Regions from separate parts of the Homo sapiens genome. Here region 1 is linked to region 2. Evidence: chromatin loops called from intact Hi-C (ENCODE). Cell type or tissue: GM12878. All regions are shown on one strand. Each heading gives the region's core, and the rest is flanking DNA. Links, peaks and the distances in the headings are about the cores only. Region 1 holds the start of LOC101927069 (a long non-coding RNA gene). Region 2 overlaps TMEM252-DT (TMEM252 divergent transcript).

Region 1 (8,340 bases), core at 195-8,194, 330 kb before region 2:
TGTATTACACATGTTATTTCATTTACTCATTAAAAAGAACCCTGTTAGGTGAGGTCTCTGGCTATTTATTTTGTACATTTGAGTATTAAGACTATCTTGTCTCACCTCTGGTGGCATTTGGATTTGAACGTAGGTCTGACTGGAGTAACCTGTCCTACACATATTGCCTTGAGCCATCCAATCACTGCAGAAAATTAGCCCTTTCCTGTGTTTCTAAGTTATCCCCAGCAACCATGGTTCAATTATAAAAGAGAAAAAGAGATACAGAGATCCATTTCCCAATGACAAATCTATTTCTATATACAAGTCTTGATTATTTGATTTCATCAAAGGAACAAGGAATAGTTGTTAAAGCACAACAACAGAAACCTTCGACACCCCTACTCATATCATATACAGAAATTAATTTGAGATGGATCACCGACAAAATGTGAAAGTTAAACGTAGAAAGCTTCCAGGAAAAAACGAAGGAGAAAAGCCCTTCGGGTCACGTCTAAGAAGGGGCAGAAGGGAACTTGCTGGTGGGATGGGGGAATGTTCTTTATCTTGATCTGGGTGATGGTAACTTGGGTACATATTTTTCAAAATTTATGGAACTACAAAGATTTCTGCATTTTTACTATATATAAATTTTACTTTAATAATGAACTGTCAGCATAATAAACAGTATCTGCTTTTCTCCCTACAAAACTACCAATCATCCATTCAAATGTATACTGAGTGCCTACTTCATTCCAAGTGCTGGGCTTAAACCAAAAAGTAAGCAGACATGGTCAGAACACCAACTTAGGGAGCTTCCCAAAAAGTTGGGGCAACAACCTAAGTGTGCCTTATCTGATGAATGGTTAAAGCAAATGTGGTATACATATACAAAGGAAGAGTATTCATCCTTAAAAAAGAAGGAAATTCTGCCATTTGCAATAACATGGATGAACCTGGAGGACATTATGCTAAATGAAATACGCCAGACGCAAAAAGCCAAACACTGCATGAACTCATTTGTAAAATCTAAGAAAGCTGAACTCATAAAAGCAGAGACTAGAATGATAGTTACTGGTGGAAAGAAGAGGAAGTGAGGAGGTGTTGGCCAAAATGTATGCCAGATGAGGAAGTTCTGGAGATCTGAGGCACAGTGTGGTGACCATAGTTAATAATCACGTATTGTGTACTTGAGATTTGCTAGAAGAGTTGATCTTAAGGGTTCTCACCACACAAAAGATATAACCACGTGAGGTGATAGATATGTTAATTGGCTTGATGTGGTAATCATTTTACAATGTATCACCTTAAATATATATAATTTTTATTTGTTAAGTATACCTCAATAAAGCTGGGGAAAAACCCTAAAAACCCCCAAAAGTTGAGGAGATATATATTAATAATAAATGTTAAAAAGAAGCCAATAGGCCAGGCGCGGTGGCTCACGCCTGTAATCCCAGCACTTTGGGAGGCCAAGGTGGGTGGATCACAAGGTCAGGAGTTCGAGACCAGCCTGGGGTGAAACCACATCTCTACTAAAAATACAAAAAATTAGCTGGGTGTGGTGGTACACACCTGTAATCCCAGCTACTCGGGAGGCTGAGGCAGGAGAATCGCTTCAACCTGGGAGGCAGAGGTTCCAGTGAGCCGAGACCATGCCACTGTACCCCAGCCTGGACAACAGAGCGAGACTCCGTCTCGAAAAAAAAAAAAAAAAGAAGCCAATAATTATATGATTATGAAATATATAAATGCAAAAAAATACGCCACCAAAATAACATCCAAGACAACAACAACAGCAAACCAAAATAAAAACCTTCACCATCAAAGTAATTTCTCTTTCTTTTTTTGAGACAAAGTCTTGCTCTATCACCCAGGCTGGAGTGCAGTAGCCCAATCTCAGCTCACTGCAACCTCTGCCTCCCGGGTTCAAGCGATGTTTGTGCCTCAGCCTCCCAGGTAGCTGGGATTACAGGCAAGCACCACCACACCTGGCTAATTTTTTATATTTTTAGTAGAGATGGGATTTCCCCAGGTTGGCCAGGCTAGTCTCCAACTCCCAACCTCAGGTGATCTGCTCGCCTTGGCCTCCCAAAGTGCTGGGATTACAGCCGTGAGCCACCATGCTAGGCCCATCAAAGTAATTTCTATTAAGCTTCACAATACTGGATGGCTTCTGCTCTCTAGGACAATGTGTTTTACTGTTCATATGTGGCAGAGTCTAACATTATAATTAGTTCCCTTCCTAGAGCTCATATCCATGGAATTAAGAGAGAATATATTTAGGTAGATCCCAGAGGTGAGGCTTAGGTAGATTTAAAAAATGGCAGTATGGGCCATCCATGAAACATTCCCAGGTAGACAGCACACATTGAAAACAGGGTTGACTGTGTTCTCTAGCTAGAGAAAAGCACCATGAAGGCAACAGGAATTGGGACCTTTTGAATCATAGGGCAGGGGTCCCCAACCCCCAGGCCATAGACTGTTACTGGTCTGTGGCCCGCTAGGAACCAGGCCGCACAGCAGGAGGTGAGTGGTGGGTGAGTGAGCATTACTGCCTAAGCTCTGCCTTAGGCAGTAATCAGTGGTGGCATTAGATTCTCAAAGGAGCATGAACTCCATTGTGAACTGCTCATGAGAGGGATCTAGGTTTTGTGTTTCTCATGAGAATCTAATGCCTGATGATCTGAGGCAGAACAGTTTCATTCTGAAACCATCCCTACTCTGCCGTCCAATCCATGGAAAAATTGTCTTCCACAAAACTGGTCCCTGGTGCCAAAAGGGTTGGGGACCACTGTCATAGGGCACCGATGGCCCCTGTGGCTCAGAGGAGCAGTACAATATGTGAAAGAAGGAGCTACAGCAAGAGGCAGGGTAGTGGGGTTGTGGTAGCAACATGGCACTAAGTAGCTGTGAGTACTGTATTTGGGTAAGACATTGAATTTTCCTGTACTCCACAGTTCCCTTCTCTGTAAAAATCAGGAGTTTGGATTTGATCAGGTCTTGCTAGCTTCCAAAAGTTTTGATTCTTAGCCTTAGTTGGTCTTCTCTAACTAAAGTTTGAGATCAGAGTGGCATACTGGAAATAAAATATGCTGAATTGGAAATGCCTTTTGCTGTGTAAGCTAATGGAACCAATAAAGGTTTAAGACACAGTGAACAGGAAACAATTCCTGGCCTAAGCACTATTATTTCTCTGTACTACACCTCAATGGCATAATTCCCATGGATAGTGGTTTGCTGCCAGATACTCTGCAATCTCTATACTTGCTGCTGTCAGATTCAAACAAACAAAAATTACTCAGAAAAACAAAGCTTTATTCAGAGCCATGTTGTTATGGGTTGAATTGCATCTCCCTAAAATTCATATGTTTAAGTCCTAGCCCCCAGTACCTCAGAATGTGACCCTATTTGGGAATGAGTTTGTTGCAGACATAATTAGTTAAGATGAGGTCATAGTGGAATAGGGTGTGTCCTACTTCGGTATGACTGGTGTTCTTATAAAAAGGGGAAGTTTGGACATAGAGACACAAATACACAAGGAAAGCTCCATGGAAGATAAAGGCAGAGATTTACAAGCCAAGGAATGTCAAAGACGGCCAGCACACCACCAGAAGCTAGCAGAGAGGTATGGAACAGATTCTTCTTCACAACCTCAGAGGGAAAACCCTGCTGATACCTGGATTTCAAACTCCTGGCCTCCAGAACGGTGAGACAAATTTCTGTTGTTTAAGCCATCCAGTTCATGGTACTTTGTAAGGGCAGCTTAGCAAACTAATACTGGTGGTATAAATGCCTGAAGGACAAGCTGGCCTCGGCAAATAGGCTGACTCACTGACTTTCCCTCCATAACACCACCTTGGGAAAAAAGAACTTCTCACTGACATGCATTCATAAATAAACACCTTAACTTTTAGGAAGTTTATATTTTAGGCAACTGAAAAAAAGTACAATTCATATTTCTTGCTAAACACTACATTTTCTGTCTTTAAAAAGTAAGACGTGGCTGGGTGCAGTGGCTCATGCCTGTAATCCCAGCACTTTGGGAGGCTAAGGCAGGTAGATTATTTGAGTCCAGGAGTTTGAGACCAGCCTGGGGAAAATGGCGAAACCCTGTCTCTACAAAAAATATAAACATTAGCTGGGCATGCTGGCACACACCTATAGTCCCAGCCACTTGGGAGGCTGGGGTGGGAGGGCTGCTTGAGTTCACAAGGCTGAGGCTGCAGCGAGCTGTGATCGTGCCACTGCACTCCAGCCTGGGTGACACAGCAAAACTGTCTCAAAACCAGCCAACCTAACAAACAAAAACCCAGAACAAAAAGCAAGGCCCTTCTTCAGTAAAATCCAACAAACATTTTTTAAACCTTTATTAGTGACCAGGAATTGCTAGATAGTGTTTGTGCCTTAGCTTTCAGACTCTACTCAGGTTGTCACCATGTCAATGTGCTAAAAACACACAGGGTTGAAATGAGCACCCTCAGCATGTAAGTGGTATCCTTCAGTCAAAACCCAAATTACTATTAGGTCTGCAGAAGCTGCTGAAAAAATAATATGAAAACAGATTAGAAAAGCAGCTTCGCTCTCACAGATGTACACTGTAATTATAACTGTTCAGAGCTATTGGAAAATCATAAGCAGAATTGACTTTCTGTCCTTGCTAGCTTCAAAGAGGTGCAGAATGACAGGAAAGTTCTCTCATTCGTGGCTAGGCTGACACCAAACGAATTACAAGTTCTGATCTGACTAATCAGAAAATGTCACAGAAGCTACTGGTCTCTGCTATACAGGTCGACACCTGTCCTGAGTCACTAGGAACGTAAGCAGTTTAGGGATAGACATACTTGTTCTGGTTTCTAAATCATGGTACAGCTTTAGTAATCTCTGGCAGTGGTTCTTTTATATACCCAAACCCTTCCTATAAGTTAAGGATCAAGGCTAGGCGTGTTAGAATCTGACATTAGTAACACTCCAATTGCTTAAATAGTGGTTCTCAAGCTTTAATGTGCATTAGAATTGACAACAGGAAGCTGCATTTTAAACAACTTGTTTCTGAAGCAGGTGATTCTAGAGCCTATACTTTAAGAAATGCTGGCTTAGAGAAATGGTAAAGCAGTGAGATGTGCAGTCTAGAAATGGCATAGTATGCTTCTAAGAATGACTGAGGACCAGAATGATCCATCTTAGCAAGAATGAAGAGGAAGGCTGGGTGTGGTGACTCACACCTGTAATCCCAGCACTTTGGGAGGCCGAGATGGGAGGATTTCTTGAGTCCAGGAGTTTGAAACCAGCCTGGGCAACAGGGTGGAACCCCATTTCTACAAAAAATTAGCCAGGCATGGTGGCACACGCCTGTAGTTCCAGCTACTTGGGAAGCTGAGGTGGGAGGATCGCTTGAGCCCGGGAGGTGAAGGTTGCAGTGAGCCAAGATCAGGCCACTGTGCTCCAGCTTGGGTGACAGTGTGAGACCCTGTCTCCCCTACCCCGAAAAAAATTGTTGAGTAACATATGGGTCAAAGGGCACTGCTGAAGGCCCTGCCTGTGCCTCCTGGCTTGGTGCTAGTGTTTAGACTGTCTGTAGGGGTTAGCATTCTGGCTTAGGAGGCTGGGGCCTGGCTGGTGTTCAGGAGCTCTGAATTCCACCCTTAGGTCAGATATGTAACCATTTACCACATCACACTGAATAAATCCTACCTTCCAGAAAGCACATATATGTAAACTAATAAATGATTAGGCCCTTGGTTAAGAACCACAAATACGCTCCCCATAATTTTACACTGTTTATAGACCTGACTTCTTGTTATGTATTAATGTGCTTAGCCATTTGTAAATACAAATATTAATGTTTACAAGCTGTCACTGAAACTATATACCCTTTTCCTATGTTTTTGACCTCCTCTTAAAAAGTCTAAATTATCCATTTTCAGAGTCCCATTTAAGCTTTAGTTATTTTGGATAATGTCTATCTTTCATAGGTATATCTAAATCCTATTTACATAAAATTTCTTAATGGCTATTACTAAAAATGCTCTCAAAATATTTATCATTGATGTATCTACATATCTACAGCCTCTCCTTAGATTTTTTTTTCTTGTTAATGTGTTTGTTTTATTTTATTTTATTATTTTGAGATGGAGTCTCGCTCTGTCGCCCAGGCTGGAGTTCACTGCAACAGATGAGGTTGTTGTATTACGTCTGAGCTGTTGCGGGAGCAGGCACTGGAAGGCTTTAGTTCTTGCCTTGTGGTCTCCCCTTCTAACCAGCATTACTTAGCTGGGGCTTGCTTGGGCAGTCACTTTATCTTTCTGAGCTTGTTCTTTATCCCTATCACAGTGATAAAAATCACTCTCGTTATTTACAACAGGGTTGATGTAAATAATAACATGTGCAAGTGTCTACCATCTGCTTGCCTTCGGAAGGCACCTATTAGATGTCCTTGCTCATGCTGGAGGTGCCTGAATTTACCCTCCTCATTGTCTCCTGGTCCCTGGAGCATTTGGGAGAATTCAGTGAGGCTGACTGTTATAAAATCTGTCCCTTGTGTTCAATACATTTTAGTTATTAGTATTATTGTTGAAGATAATTATATAAAGAAACACATGTTATAGACTTGACTGGCTCAGAAGGAGTTGTGTACAAGTAAAGGCTTAACAACCAGCATTTAGGAAAAAAACCCATGTGCACATATGTATGTACATAAAGTTTTTATACTTATATTTTTATTTTTTCAGACAAAGTCTTGCTTGCTCTGTCGCTCAGGATGGAGTGTAGTGGTATGATCTTAGCTCACTACAACCTCTGCCTCCCAGGTTCAAGTGATTCTCCTGCCTTACGCTCCCAAGTAACTGGGACTACAGGCACACACCACCACACCCAGCTAATTTTTGTATTTTTTGTAGAGACGGGGTTTTACCACGTTAGCCGGGCTGGTCTTGAACTCCTGACCTCAGGTGATCCACCCGCCTCGATCGCCCATTATTAACAATCAAATGGCTGTTCTTCATGGTACTGGTACAAAAACAGATATATACACCAATGGAACAGAACAGAGGCCTCAGAAACAACACCACACATCTACAACCATCTGATCTTTGACAAACCTGACAAAAACAAGCAATGAAGAAAGGATTCCCTATTTAATAAATGGTGTTGGGAAAACTGGCTAGCCATATGCAGAAAACTGAAACTGGACCCCTTCCTTACACCTTATACAAAAATTAACTCAAGATGGACTAAAGATTTAAACATAAGACCTAAAACAATAAAAACCCTAGAAGAAAACCTAGGCATTACCATTCAGGACATAGACATGGGCAAAGACTTAATGACTAAAACACCAAAAGCAATGGCAACAAAAGCCAAAACTGACAAATGAGATCTAATTAAACTAAAGAGCTCCTGCATAGCAAAAGAAACTATCATCAGAGTGAACAGGCAACCTACAGAATGGAAGAAAATTTTTGCAATCTATCCATCTAACAAAGGGCTAATATCCAGAATCTACAAGGAACTTAAACAAATTTACAAGAAAAAACAACCCCATCAAAAAGTGGGCAAAGGATATGAACAGACACTTTTCAAAAGAAGACATTTATGCAGCCAACAAACATGAAAAAAAGCTCATCATCACGTCATTAGAGAAATGCAAATCAAAACCACAATGAGATACCATCTCACGCCAGTTAGAATGGCGATCATTAAAATGTCAGGAAACAACAGATGCTGGAGAGGATGTGGAGAAATAGGAATGCTTTTACACTGCTGGTGGGACTGTAAACTAGTTCAACCATTGTGGAAGAGAGTGTGGCAGTTCCTCAAGGATCTAGAACTAGAAATACCATTTGACCCAGAAATCCCATTACTGGGTATATACCATAAGGATTATAAACGATTCTACTATAAAGACACACGCACAAGTATGTTTATTGCAGCACTATTCACAATAGCAAATAATTGGAACCAACCGAAATGCCCATCAATGATAGACTAGATAAAGAAAATGTGGTACATATACACCATGGAATACTATGTAGCCACAAAAAAGAGTGAGTTTATGTCCTTTGCAGGGACATTGATGAAGCTGGAAGCCATCATTCTCAGCAAACTAACACAAGAACAGAAAACCAAACACTGCATGTTCTCACTCGTAAGTGGGAATTGAATAATGAGAACATATGGGCACAGGGAAGGGAACATCATACACTGGGGCCTGTCGGGGAGTGGGGGGCACTCTATCATTAGGAGAATTACCTAATGGAGATGACGGGTTGAGGGGTGCAGCAAACCACCATGGCACATGTATACCTATGTAACAAACCTGCACGTTCTGCATACGTATCCCAGAACTTAAAGTATAATAAA
Region 2 (8,340 bases), core at 24-8,023:
TAGATTGGTGGAAACGGGAGTGAAGAGGAAAAGAGGGAGGCTCAGGAGGACTTCCCTAAGAAAGTCCTGCTCTAACTGAAATCTGAAAGATGAGTAGAGGTAAGTTAGGTCAGGCTGGAGGATGAGGGGTTGGAGAGGAAAATTTATAGACTGAGAAAAGAGTGTATAAAGGCCCTGTGCAGAAATGCAGCATGGGGCCAGGTGTGCTGGCTCAAGCCTGTAATCCCAGCACTGTGGGATGGTGAGGCGGGTGGATCACTTGAGTTCAGGAGTTTGAGACCAGTCTGATCAACATGGTGAAACCCTGTCTGGACTAAACATACAAAAATTAGCTGGGTGTAGTGATGGGTGCCTGTAATCCCAGCTACTTGGGAGGCTGAGGCAGGAGAATTGCTTGAACCCGGGAGGTGGAGGTTGCTGTGGGCCGAGATCGCACCACTGCACTCCCACCTGGGCCACAGAACAAGATTCCATCTCAAATAAATAAATAAATAACATAAAAAGAAATGCAGCAAGGTGCATTCGAATTAAAATCAGGCCAATGTGGCTGTATTGAAGAGCATACAGGTGACAATGGGGCAAGAAGCAGCTCGGGAGGTACAGCAGAGACAAGACTATGTAGGGCCTTGCAAATCTTGTGTGTATCAATTAGAAACTGACTGCAACTCCCAGTGCCAGAAATCCAACTGGTGAATATAATATGTAAAGATTTTGTTCTCTGGCGTAGAAGCAGCCCAGAAGTAGAAAATCAAGTCTTGTAGCATGGTTTCCCAAGTCATCGGGACCCATGCCTCTTTTATCTTTCTGCCTTACCATTTCTGGTTCTAGCCTCCTTCAAGGTCTCAAGATGGAGGCTGGAGTGCCAGTCATCACAACCATATTTCAAACATGAAGAACCCAAAGGGCAAGGATAAAAGGACTTTCCTGGGTACTCTGTTTAACAACTTCTGCTTATACCGCACAGGTTATTTATTCCTCTCTGTAAAGGAAGTTAGGAATTATCTTTTTGTTTATTTGTGTCTGAGATATATTGCTGTCCCAATAACAGAAGATTTTTGGGAGGTAGAAGGAGAAAACAGATATTGTGGAAAGGCTGTCTTTGCAACACAGTGTTAAAAATTTTGATCATTTTCCTGTGATCCATAGGAAGTTATTGGCAAGTTTTAAGGAAGGACATGGTGGGACTGGCTGCAATGTGGAGAAAGGAATTGGGGCTGGGAAAGCAGAGTGAATGGAGAGAAAACTCAGGAGAATAAAGAGATGATGGCAGCTTAGATTGATGCTACAGTGACTATCCTATGGTGATGACTATGGAAATATTGGAATCAAGATTGTTTTGAGAGACATTTAAGAAATGAAAGAGATAGGTCCTAGTGATGAATTAAGTATGGTGAGTGAGGGAGAAGAGGGCATCAAGAATGATATATGCTGGATGGATAATGGTATCAATCATTGAGACAGAGAACAAAGGAAAAGGAGCAGTTTTGCTGAGGAAGATCATGAACTTGGTCTTAAGCAAATTGAAGAGGAATGCCTTCCAAATGGAGATGTGGTAAACAAATAATCGGGCTTCTGGGTCTGGAACATGGAGGTGTGGTCTGGGCTGGAGATGTAAGCTGGTATCACATAACTGAAATCATGATTGATAATGATTGTCAGGATAGAGTGGAGTATACAAAGTGAGAAGAGGGTCTAGGACTGAGACTTGGGGAACTTCAATATTTAATGGAAGGTAGAGGAGAAAGAGGCAGAAATGGAGACAAAACAGGAGCAGTCAGAGACTTGGAAGGAAAACCAAGATGTAGTATCAGAGGCAACAAAGTCCAAGCAAGAGGGATTGTGCCCATTGTCAGCAAGAGGGTCAATGAGATAAAGACTGAAAAAGTTTTTTGGATTTAGCAACATGGAGACCACTAGAGATCTTTGTGAGGGCGACTTGGTGGAATATTTGGGCTAGAAACCAGATTGTAATGTGCTAAAGAGTGAGGCAGATTTGAAAAAATGGCAGCAGTGAGTACATAATTTGTTAAAAGACTGGCTCTGAAGGAAAAGAGAGAGATACAGAAGTGGCAAGAGGGAAAACATGGCCCTTTCCATATTATTTTGTAATATGGAAAGGCCTAGAGTGACCTAGGGCTTCATTACTTGTGGGAAGGACCCAGCTGAGAGGAGAGAAGGGGTAACTGATACATGGAAAGTTTCTGGAAAGGTGGGAGGATATGGGAAAGGTGGGAGGATAAGCACAGGCCGTGAGGTGACCCTAATGAGGTCTAAGCGATGGTATAGTGAGAAGTGCAGGAGAGATAAGGATTTGAAGTCAGAAAGTAGGATATTGCAGTTCAGGATAACAATTTTTCATCTCACACTTTCCAAAGTACTAATATACTATCTTGGGGGAAATGAAGTCATACAAGTGTATAATTTTTAGGAAATGTGCAGATCACGTTAAGGTTGTCACAAATGTTAAGCACTTCCCTTTCATTTTCTCTCTCTCGGGTATCTAATTCGATGAGACCTCAATAAAATAATGTAGTAGGAGTTAGGATTTACTAAGCCTTCTTGAGAGCACGTAATCCTTCCAACATCCCTGTGAAGTAGATGCTATTATAGTCTCAATAGTAGAGATGAGGAAATTGAGCTTTAGAGGGGTTAAGTAACTGGTCTGAGGTCACTTGCTATTCTGTGGTAACAGGATTCACAGGATTCAAAGCTTTATCTGAGGCATAAGTTCTGGTGATCTATTGCACAGTGTAGTGACTAGAACAATAATGGATTGTATATTTCAAAATTGCTGAAAGACTAGATTTTAAATGTTCTCATCACAAAAAAATGAGTATGTAAGGTAATGTGTATGGTTAATTAGCCTGATTTGATCATTCCACAATGTATGCATGTATTGAAACATCACATTGTACCACATAAGTATATACAATTATTATTTGTCAATTTAAAGTAAAATTAAAACATTTTTAGAAAGCTTTATCTGCCTACTGCAGGATTCTTTGCTGCCGTGCTGGGCTACATGCCTCATCAGAAAAGACGCTGATAGGCAAATCCACTCAGACATAAACTAGTCTGCAAGGGAGGCAGGACTTCCCTGAGGTAAGATTAAAACCTGTGTTTGTGGCTTGGAGGTTATCACAGCAACATCCCTTAGTAGAAGGTTATCTCTTCTTAAAGTATCACAGTGTGAATGAAACTTATTATAAAATAGGGGAGAAAAGCAAGAGAAATGAAACAAGAAATACCACCTCAAAACGCAACAAGTTTATTTAAGGTTAATCTACGCAGAGAGACAATTGTCCATAGAACCTTAAAGTACTCAGGCAAATATGTAGCAGGTGGGATTTCCAAGTTGCTGCTCTGGGATTTCCAACGTTTTACTGTGCAGCCTGAGGGCAAGTTTCTTTGTTGACTGTGTACTTCTACTTCACCACAGAGTACTTCATTTTGATCTGCGCTATGATATTTTTCAGAGAGTTGCTTATTTCAGGGAAATGCCATATACAACGAAGAGACGTCCGGAAATACTTTACATCAGATCTGGGCAGTTTCCCTGAGACAAAATGGCTGCCCACAGGGTTTTCACAGGGGCGGGTCTTTGGTCATTTTTAATTGACATCAGTGAAATTTGACCCGTGGCTAGAGGTCACCAGGATGTGTGCTTGAGTTTACTTCCCCTTCTTTAAGCTCCAGTGACTCCACCCAGCAAAACAAGGGATGGAATGATTGACATCTGTCTGCCAAGGGCTCTCCTGGGAACTTCAGGAGCATTCTATTTCTAGGAAGAAAGCAAGACTCTAGGGTCGGGATTTTCCATTACTGCTTCTGGAAATCTAAGAAATGCTTTTTAGTCTCTCTTCTTCCCTTCTTCTATTCCACCGAAAATAAAAACTTTCCCCCAAACCTATAAACCGTGAAAGTAAAGAGATAACACAAACAGACATTTTTGTTGACGTTCCTTCTTCTTTCACTTCAGCTTCTTCGTTAGAAGCAATTCGTGGCCTTTGAAGGTTGAATCAGGAAAGTTAAAGGACTGTAATTATTCAAAGTGTACTTTTCTTCTGGGGATGCTTGGGGGTTGACTTTGGGGTTCCACGGCCTGGAAATTTAAGGCAATAAAGAGCAAATGACAGTGACTGCCTCATGAAAAGTTTGCTTTCTCAATGCTGTGACAGGAGCTATAGAATAAAAAAAATCCTTGCATGTCATTTATTCATAATCTTATGAAGTAGATTATCTTTGCCCTATTTATGTTTCTCACTTTAGATTATTGGGGAACAGCCTGAATCCAGGGAGGGTGATGTTTCTGGCTTCTTGCCTTATAACTAACTTTTTAGCAACTCCCAGTTTCTTGATTTCACTAATCTTTCCCAAGCCTTAAAATCTCTTTATAAGATATTGAACTTTAACTGACAGCAAGTATATTTGAAGATAGGGTTGGTAGAAGAAAAACAGAACTACACCGTAATTATAACTATATATGCATATTAACAATGGCCTACATATATTTTCCAGCCATTGGGCTAAGCTCCTTATAGGAATTACCTCTCTATAATTACCTTATAGAATTCTATAATTACCTTATAGAATTTACAGTAATCCTATAAGGTTGGTACTATTATCATCTCTTTATTTTCTGCTGAGGAAACTGAGATTTAGAATGATTGAACAGCCATTGCAAAATTGTAACTGAGACGGTGAAAGAGATCTGACCTAACCAACTCCATCTCGCTTCTAACCTCCAAGCTGTCCTTGTTCATTCCTGGGCATAGGCCGAACTAACTTTGGGAGAAACAGTTTATAGTTTAAAACAAAGATGATGACAGCCCTTTCCCAAAACAAACCTCCTTTTTGCCTGGGGACTAGACTGCCTTTGTAGGACTGAGAAATTAGCCACAAGGTTAAAAATTATGATTTAGAAGTCATGCAGCTGGAGGCTATAAAATTCTGACCCTCCCTAAACTTCTCCTAAGATTAGTGCTTGAGATATTTTGCAGCCCCTGCACTTAATGGATCATCTGGCACCACCCAGATCGATAAACTGGCTCATCTGATCTTGTGGCCCCCACCCAGGAACTGACTCAGTACAAGAAGACAGCTTTGACTCCCTTGCTTTCATCTCTGACCAATCAGCACTCCTGGCTCACAGGCCTCCCCCTACCCACCAAGTTGTCCTTAAAAACTCTGATCCCAGAATGCTCAGGGAGACCGATTTGAGTAATAATAAAACTCCCATCTACCGCACAGCCATCTGTGCGTGAATTACTCTTTCTGTATTGCAATTCCCCTGCCTTGATAAATTGGCTTTGTCTAGGCAGCAGGCAAGGTGAACCCACTGGGTGGTTACAAGTAAACCAAAAAAATTAATAATAGGAATTCCCTATTCTTGACAGTTATGCTATCTTGCCCCTAGGAAATGTCACTTGTTAGGCATGAATTGCCAAGCAGAGAAGGAAGATGGCAAAGTTTACAGGAAGGAAAAATGTCAAGGCTCCTTTCACCAAACAAGGAGATCCTGGAACCCAAAGCTGGAGACAACTCTGTATCACATCCTTCACATCCCACTCCAGGCTTTCAAACATAAAATGAGAATTGGCCAGTTTAAGGATTCTAGAATCCACAAGACTCTATAGCTTCAGTTGTCCCCCTCATTCATGAAGTCATACCCAAGCGCTTAGCTCTCAGGGATATCCACTCCGGTGATTTTCTGCAGCACTCTCAAGGAATAAAGCTCATAAAGAAATTCCTTATAGTGTTGCATAGCACATTTTGGGTTTTTGTTTTGTTTTGTTTTAAGATGGAGTCTCACCCTGTCACCCAGGCTGCAGTGCAGTGATGCAATCTTGGCTCACTGCAACCTCCGCCTCCCGCGTTCAAGCAATTCTCCTGCCTCAGCCTCCTGAGTAGGTGGAATTATAGGCGTGCACCCCACACCTGACTATTTTTTTTTTTTTTGTATTTTTACTAGAGATGGGGTTTCACCCTGTTGACCAGGCTGGTCTTGAACTCCTGATCTCAAGTGATCCACCCGCCGTGGTCTCCCAAAATGCTGGGATTACAGACATGAGCCACCACACCCAGCCATAGCATGTTTGTATAGTTACTGCATTTCATCGCCACTAAACTTTGTGAGGTAGGCTAGGGCATACATTAACTTTTATTTTTATTATTTCTTTTCTGTAGACATGGAAATTGACCCCTAGAGAGGTAAGTTAACTTGCCAAAGGCACTGGACAAATTTGGGGTAGTGCTGGGACCAGTACTCAGGACCTTCAGCCGTAAGACCTGATTTGTTCTATGACACCATGTCCCTCCCGTCAGCATCAAGAGATGTTTGTCCAGAGCCTGGGAGGTATAGGCCTTTGAGCAAAGCTCTCTGGATAGGAAAACAGATGTGGTCTCCACCCTGGGAAGGATTTCTATTTTCTTTGGGAGATGACCCTTATTCTAATCCAATTACTTACCACACAAATAGTTCATTGGTTTTTTGGAAATATATTGCAAGCACAATCAAGTTTATACTTCTTTTCTGTGCCCCCAGGGATTTTATACATTGCCCCACACCCAGCAGGTGCTTTGTGTGTTGGTTCAATGAAGCTTACATTAGAGACTAAGAGTGGCAGTTTGATAGAAAGAGTGGAGACATTGGAACCTGGTCTGTGTTCACGTCCTGCCTCTGCACTTTCTGGTTGTGTGACCTAGGCAGGCATCTGACCCCTCAGTGCTTCAGGTACCTCAACTATGAAAGGAAGACCTTAGTAAATACCACACAGAGTGATGCAAGGACTGTGACATAATACAGCTATGGTCTTGAGTATACTACCTGGCACAGAGTAAGGAGGCAGGAAATGTTCACTATACTATTATTAGGATGTGTACCTTATCATCTTCCTAATACTTTCAGCTTGTCATTGTTGAGCCTGCAAAGTTTCCTGTATGTATTTCAGCACATGCTTCTGTAGAATCTAATTGCAGGTGGTTCTCTTTTCTTTTCATTCAGGCGAGGAGGATCATCACATTCAAAGCTATAGTTCAACCAAGTGCAACTTAGCACTGTAACTTCCTTAGCTACAGTCATGCCTATTAATAGGATCAACCTGGGACCTTCTTGGCAGGTGTCAACTCCACCCACAACCAAGTTCACCAAAAACACAAGTTAAATTTGGAACAGGAGGCTTTGAACAAGATGCCCCTGGTTGCTACATGTGGTACTCTTACCCTAAATGCAGTGGCTAGGGGAGCTGCATTTTAGTGTTACGATACTTCCGATAGGACCAGCAACTGCTAGAAACTGCTAGAATCCTATTCAAAGGATTCCTGGAGCTCCTTTAATAGAGCACATTAGTGTGGACCAAAGTCATTTCCCAAAGAGTGGGACCCCCTAAGCCCCCTGTGCCAAAGTTGGACACAAGGGCTCATAGAGTCCGTCTGCTATCTCACAAGATGCTTCTGAGCCCAGATGATTTCAGCTCAGTAACGTCCAATCTGCCTGCTTGTTTTCCCTTCTGCTTTCCCCAAAGCAGCCTCAGAAAAAAGGAAATGTTGCCTGTGTTGAAATGGGGCCTCTGTTGGAAAAAATAAAACACAGTTTCACTGCAGGTCAGCATACTCAACCCTACACTCTCCTCGTAATGGAATATAAAGCAATGAAACTCTTTCGGGTTCATTACTTGGAACTCTATCAATTTGTCTCCAATTTACTCATTCCTTTGATTCAGGTAGGAGAGAGCAATGATGGCCTTGACTTCCAGAGTCACCTCCCACCTGGGATTTCTCAGGCCCAGAAGCACACTCCTTTCCATTGCTTTAACTCTTAATTCCTCTCCCCTGCCCCACTGCATAGAAATTAGCATGAGTAGACGTGTCTATCTCTACTGTGAACTATGTACTTAGCATAAAATACCTTTAAAATAACTTGATAGCAGCTCAGCTGTCTCTGGAAATATACCCAGTTGAGCCTTTTAATTATAAGATGTTTGTTGTTCCCCCGGTATTTGAACAATTGCTTTTCTAATTTCTGAACCTACCTGTAGCTATATTTTTTGAACTCTTAGGATATGCTAGGCTCTGCACTATCTGATTTAAACCTGACAAAGTCTCCATGAAGTAGGTATGACTGTTATACCCATTTTACTGTTAAGAAAAAAAAAGGGAAATTAAGTAACCCATAATGCTAACTTTTCTGCCTCAGTGCCTCCCTGTTATAACAGGCTGTGGGCTTTTTTTTTTTTTTCTTCCTCTCTCTCTCTCTCTCTCTTTTTTTGGTTGAGACGGTGTTTCACTCTGTCGCCCAGGCTGGAGTGCAATAGAGCGATCTTGGCTCACTGCAACCTCCGC

Evidence for each region. Hi-C counts contacts between places; a loop is a spot of excess contacts. Peaks named below come from ENCODE experiments on the same cell type or tissue, not always from the same donor. Only the 100,000 strongest peaks of a DNase experiment are listed, where the experiment ranks them.
Region 1: a loop joins it to region 2, with 2.3 times the contacts of the local background. A loop is called at or near these places in 1 of 110 quality-filtered maps.

The regions. Positions count from the first base shown.
Region 1 is chr9:68,971,012-68,979,351 of GRCh38, reverse strand. All of the region lies in intron 14 of PIP5K1B (phosphatidylinositol-4-phosphate 5-kinase type 1 beta), which reads right to left. It overlaps LOC101927069 (a long non-coding RNA gene), which reads left to right and starts at 3,511. Exons shown (of 3, transcript NR_110647.1): 1 at 3,511-3,688. In GM12878, for the core only: no CTCF peak of the experiment used is centred there; DNase peaks (open chromatin) are centred at 1,127 and 4,711; H3K4me3 peaks cover 2,072 bases; H3K27ac peaks cover 2,234 bases.
Region 2 is chr9:68,639,355-68,647,694 of GRCh38, reverse strand. TMEM252-DT (TMEM252 divergent transcript) reads right to left here. Exons shown (of 5, transcript NR_187592.1): 5 at 3,245-4,102. Among named protein-coding and RNA genes, the nearest start is that of PIP5K1B, 62 kb to the left of the region's middle. RefSeq lists an enhancer at 3,706-3,785. In GM12878, for the core only: no CTCF peak of the experiment used is centred there; DNase peaks (open chromatin) are centred at 3,544 and 7,024; H3K4me3 peaks cover 1,860 bases; H3K27ac peaks cover 3,824 bases.